Linked DNA regions of Homo sapiens: region 1 is linked to region 2. Evidence: chromatin contacts called from ENCODE Hi-C or POLR2A ChIA-PET data. All regions are on one chromosome and are shown on one strand. The core of a region is the stretch at or near the end of the contact, and the rest is flanking DNA. Distances in the headings are between cores, read along the strand shown.

Region 1 (2,765 bases), core at 202-2,701, 76 kb before region 2:
GAAGCAATATAGTGAGGCAAGAGCAGAGACTCTGGGGACTAAAATACTTAACACTTGGCTCCCAGCTCTGCCCTTTCCTATCTTAACCTTTTATTTTCCTCATCTGTAAAATGAAAAACACAATAGTAGTCATGGAGTTGTTGTGAGTGTTAAATGAGAAAATGCACGTGTAGTGCCAAGCCAACAGTAAGCACTCAAGATATGTTCATTATTCATATTATAACATTGCTACTTTAAATTATTTCAGGAGCGAGAGGTGCAAAAGAGAAATATAATTATTTATTCTCCTATTTCAAAGTTTGATCTTTATCTCCCGTCTTCTTCTTCCTGTCTCATGAATTGTCTTTCAAGCAAATTATTTGCTGCTGTTTCTGCACTTTAATGAAACTCCTTCTACTATGTTACAGGCTAGTGCTTCCCAAACTTACTCGATCTTAAGAATCAGCAGAAGCACTTACTAAAAATACAAATTTCAGCTGGGTGTGGTGGCTCATGCCTGTAATCCCAGAACTTTGGGAGGTTGAGGTGGGAGGATTGCTTGAGGCCAGGAGTTGAAACCAGCCTGGACAACAGAGTGAGACCCCATCTCTATTTTTTAAAAAATACAGATTTCTAGTCTTTTTTTTTTTTTTTTTTTTTTTTGACAGAGTCTCGCTCTTTCACCCAGGCTGGAGTGCAATGGCACAGTCTCAGCTCCCTGCAACCTCCACTTCCTGGGTTCAAGTGATTCTCCTGCCTCAGCCTCCCCAAGTAGCTGGGATTACAGGAGCCTGCCACTACGCCCAGCTAATTTTTGTATTTTTAGTAGAGATGGGGTTTCACCATGTTGGCCAGGCTGGTCTTGAACTCCTGACCTCGTGATCCACCCACCTTGGCCTCCCACAGTGCTGGGATTACAGGTGTGAGCCACCACGCCCTGCCCAGATTTCTAGTCTTACACACCTAAAATTGTTTTATAAATGAATAGCTCTAGAACGGTGTTTCTGGGACTAAAGTATTTTATACCACATTGTCTATACTTTTCTCCAAGAATCTAATCACAGACAAATTTCCACACTTGCTTCCTATGTAGTTAGTGTCCCTTTAACATTTCAATTTTTGTTTCCTTGTTTCCCTTTTGTAACTTTTTCTGCTACTTTTTTTTGGTTGTTCCCTTACCTCTTGTCCTGCCACTTGTGGGAGTCTGTCTTTTTCCAACTCCTGAGGCAATAACAGGTCTTTTCCCACCCATCACTCCAGCACTGCTTTGGGTAAAGTATTTAAGAGCTAAAATTGTTGGCCTGGTTGGGTCAATTGGGGAATGAAGGTATATCCACATTAAGAGAAATAGTTACTCAGTAACTGTTTCAGCCACTTCTTCACAGAGAAAACCATCTGTGCCTTTTTAAATTTTTATTGGCCTGATTGATGGCTCTACAACACAGTGAAGAAGTAGCCCCACCCACCACAGCGTTCTTCATCCTGCTGGGGAAGCCACACAGAGTTGAGACCAAAAAGTACGGAAGGAAGGAAGGTAGAAAGGAAGGAAGGAAGGTTTTATCTGCCTTCCTTTGTTTTCTGTGGATAAATGCCAAATCCCTCTTACTTAAACTTTTCCCCTTTCCTTTACTTTGTCTCCAAGTTTTTCTTAGAATGAATGAGTAAATTGTTCAAATTTTCTCAATAATCTCCCTCCATAACTCATTCCAAAGTTTAATTACTTTGACAGAAGAAAGGGAGGGAAGAAGGAGGGAAGAAAGGAAGGAAAGGAGGGAGGGAAGGAGAGAGGATGGAAAAGAAGGAAAGAAAGAAAAAGAGAGTAAATAAATAAAAAGAAAGGAAGGATGGAAGAAAGAGAGAGGGAGAGAGACAGGGAGAGGAGAGGAGAAGAGAAGGGAAGGGGGGAGGGGGGAGGAGAGGAGGGAGAGGGGAGGGGAGGAGGGGAGAGGAGAGGAGAGAAGAGAATCCTACCTATTAAAATCCTACAATCTGCCCTGCTTTTACCTTAGGGCTGTTCTGACAGTTTCCCCTTGTTACACATGTGTTGCTAGGATAGTACAAGTATTTTCAAGATGAATTCTCTGCCAAAAGGTCTTGCCACTGAGTCATCACCATCTTCATCTTTTTAAAAAACATGAGCAAGCCTCAGCAGCACTTCATTCACATTAGTAAACATTACCTAGGGAAAGAAAGAATAGGCCTCAAGAACATGACATCATCATTAAAAAATAAATGCTTTCTGAGTCCCTACTCAGTGTGTGGCACTGTGTTAGCCCTAGAAATATAAAAATGTGCCTGCTTTTAGTCTCACACGCACACACATATACTCCAATATGTCAAATCCAGAGAAGTGGTGCAGACTAGAAAGATTATCAGAATTCCAAGGAGGGAGCAATTCTGCCCCAAGGGCCGGGGGTGGTCACAAAAGGTAGGGCTCCAGGCCCCAAAGAAAGGGTAGAGAGTTTGAGGGAATTAATGTGAACAAAGACCAGGAAATATTAATGAAAATAGTTTGGGAGAAAATAGTTAGTGTGCCATTTGATGGGAGCAGACAGTTTGTGTGGACTGGAAGATGAGTAGGAGGTAATAATGGAATGGTAGACCATAGTCTGCTTGGAGAGGGCCTTGAATGGCAGGCTAATTAGTGTAGCCTTAGCCTATAAGCAATAAAGAGCACCACTCTCACAGATAGCATAGAGCAGACCACTGAAGCTTCAGAGTACCTTCAATCAAAAGAAGCACGGACATTGATTACAGGAACTTTTGTGAAATGTCTCAAGTCTGTA
Region 2 (2,700 bases), core at 163-2,662:
CAGGACCAGAAAAAGAACTGAAGGGTGGCTGAGAACACATCACCCCATAAAGTTTCCAAAGGGAAAGCAACCATGACCCAAAAACATTCTGATAAGATCTCTGTGCCTAAGGAAGATAAAAAGAAAAGAGGCACAGAGATTTACAATACAATGTTAGGGGATTATTCTTTGCTTTCTTCTCATAGGAAATATTTACAAACAGGAAACAAATCTTTTAAAACGTGCCATCCAATGCTTTGCCAAAAATGATTAATTAAAATATGCCATCGAAAATGTACACTAAAGGAAACACACTTGCTAATGCGAATTAGGGAGGGTAAGTTGGCATTTGGGAATGTCAGAAGGAACTGGAAATTTAGTATTTTACTGCAAGCCAGAATTAAGCTGGAGGAATGAGGGATGGGGGGTAGACTTGAGACCCTGCTTGGGACACATGTGAAAACTGCAGGGGAAAATCAGTCCCCTGTGGATGTGAAAATAATTAAGTGGCAGGCAATTAGATTGAGGTGGCTCTAGTCCCTGGGTTCCTACTTTAAAAAAAATATAATTCAAATGCATTTTTGGCGGGGGGAGGGGAGGGTAAATAACACCGAGGGAACAAAATTCAGGCTTAACCAACTATAAACTGACAATCTCTGATTACATGACCAGGAAATTTCTACCTTAATCATACAAATTAAAAAACGACGTAACTGTACCTAACCAATTATTAAACTTGTTTTTTTTCATTATGCATCTTATAAAAGTGTTTCCTTCAAGCCCCTCCCACGGACCACAAACTACAAATCATAGCTGGGTGCTCTAAAATTCCTGAATCGCTCTTTGATTAAATTCTTCAATATTTTTACCTTGACTCCCATAAATTTTTAATAGGAAAAAAGAGGACCTGAGAACCACACGGACCAAAGCTCTTCCCATTCATAAACCCCGCACCCCGAGTCAGGATTCTTCTCTTTACTATTCTCCCGTCGTCCCTGCACACTCGGCGAGAGATGCGACGCTGCGGGTGCAGAGCTGCCCAGGGAGGGCTCCAGGCCAAAGCACAGTCACTGCGCAGGGAGGAGACAGGACGCCCGGGGTCCCGGCTGTCAGCCCAGCCGCCATCTTATGGCTGAAGGAGACTGAGGGCCGAGCTGCGCCAAGGAGAACTCGGGCCGCGGATCTCGGAGCCGACTGCGGGAAGGCCCGAGGCCCGCCACAGCCACTTCCAATCGGTTCCAGCCAGACCCTCCCCCTCTCTCGGGATGTGGGACCCAGCAGGCTCACCATTTCTAGGCTTCCAGGGGGTCCTGGCGTCTTAGCTGTGAACCTCCAAGTTCTTGCAGGTAACAGGGTCACAGCGGCGAGCCTTTATCAGCACAGGACGCAGAGCAGTGAAGACTAGACGTGGAGCGCCGGCTGCAGCGAGAGACAAAGGCCCCGCCAAATCCCGGAAGCTGTGCTGTCCGCTCCAGTTGCGTGCCTGATTGGATGGTTCCCAGCCCAGCGTTCCTGATTGGATAACGTTTAAGGCCCCGCCCCTTCGGGCCCTGAGTGACGGGAGATGTGATCAGATGCTGGACTGAAGGAAGAGTGACAGCCTAAGCTGCAGCCTTTTCAGACGGGGCTTCCTCCCTGAGCTGAGTCAGGCCCACCCCAGACAGTATTTGCATTTAACCTTGTGAATAAGGCCATATGCATTTATAAATAGTATATTATATGTCTATTCACAAATGCAAAGAATATAATACCAATTATTCAAAATTTTCAGATTTTATGACCTTCCTGGCTTCTGGTTTTGTTGTTTTGTTTTGTTTTTGGTTTTTGTTTTTTGAGACAGAGTCTAGCTCTGTCGCCAGGCTGGAGTGCAGTGGCACGAGCTCAACTCGCTGCAACCTCCGCCTCCCAGGTTCAAGCGATTCTCCTGTCTCAGCCTCCCGAGGAACTGGGACTACAGGCGCACGCCACCACACCCAGCTAATTTTTGTATTTTTAGTAGAGACGGGGTTTCACCATGTTGGCCAGGATGGTCTTGATCTCTTGATCTTGTGATCCGCCCGCCTCGGTCTCCCAAAGTGCTGGGATTACAGGTGTGAGCCACAGAGCCCGGCCAACTTCTGTTTTTTTAAGCAGGCAGCCTGAAATTTTAAAAAGAAGGCAATCCTCTAAAATAAAATGTGGGCGACACGTGAATTGTACATTTTTTAGCAGCCAAACTTTAAAAAGAAACAAGAAACAGGTGAAATTGATTGTAACAATTTAACCCAATATATCTAAAACCTTATTCTAATATGTGAGTGATATGTAATTATTAATAAAGTATATATATTTATTTGGAACTGAATCTTTGAAATTAACTCTATTTTACCTTTCTAGCACATTGCAATTCAGACCAGCCACATTCCAGGCAGCCAGTAGCTACACATGGCCAATAGCTGCCACATTGAAATGCAGCCCTGACATCAGGAGGGTGAAGGGTCTGAACACCCCTTTTCTGCCAGAAGTGAGGGGACAGCCTCTCTTTACCAACATCTTTCTACAGTTTTGAGGGTGGAACAAGATAGTCACCATAGAAAGAGCAGAGGGCAGCAAGAATAAAATAACCACAGGTACACCACTGCTGGCCACCTGTTGCCCACCTTTCTTCCAGAGATCAGACAGTAACCAAAAGATGATGGGGCCACAGGAGATTAAACGCTATGTCTTCAGATCTCTCCACAG

What was found. A loop is a pair of places that touch in the nucleus more often than their neighbours do. ChIA-PET counts read pairs that join two places held with the same protein, here RNA polymerase II (POLR2A). Pooled maps may share reads with other maps.
Region 1: a map of endothelial cell of umbilical vein shows a loop between it and region 2 (5-fold over the local background). The contact joins the enhancer-like site here to the promoter of ZNF92 in region 2. A Hi-C loop is called at or near these places in 5 of 168 maps with a recorded cell type or tissue (HepG2, MCF 10A, PC-3 and 2 more) and 6 of 50 pooled maps. POLR2A ChIA-PET finds 5 or more read pairs at or near these places in 4 of 52 experiments (A549, GM12878, HEK293 and 1 more).

Annotation. Positions count from the first base shown.
Region 1 is chr7:65,448,322-65,451,086 of GRCh38, reverse strand. No RefSeq gene overlaps it. Among named protein-coding and RNA genes, the nearest start is that of ZNF92, 76 kb to the right of the region's middle. Within about 2 kb of position 1,451, at least 2 of the 41 ENCODE cell types and tissues checked have a DNase peak (open chromatin) inside an H3K27ac peak, as active enhancers do.
Region 2 is chr7:65,372,567-65,375,266 of GRCh38, reverse strand. ZNF92 (zinc finger protein 92) reads right to left here and starts at 1,412. Exons shown (of 4, transcript NM_152626.4): 1 at 1,267-1,412. The coding sequence starts at 1,269. RefSeq lists an enhancer at 982-1,381 and a silencer at 1,277-1,547.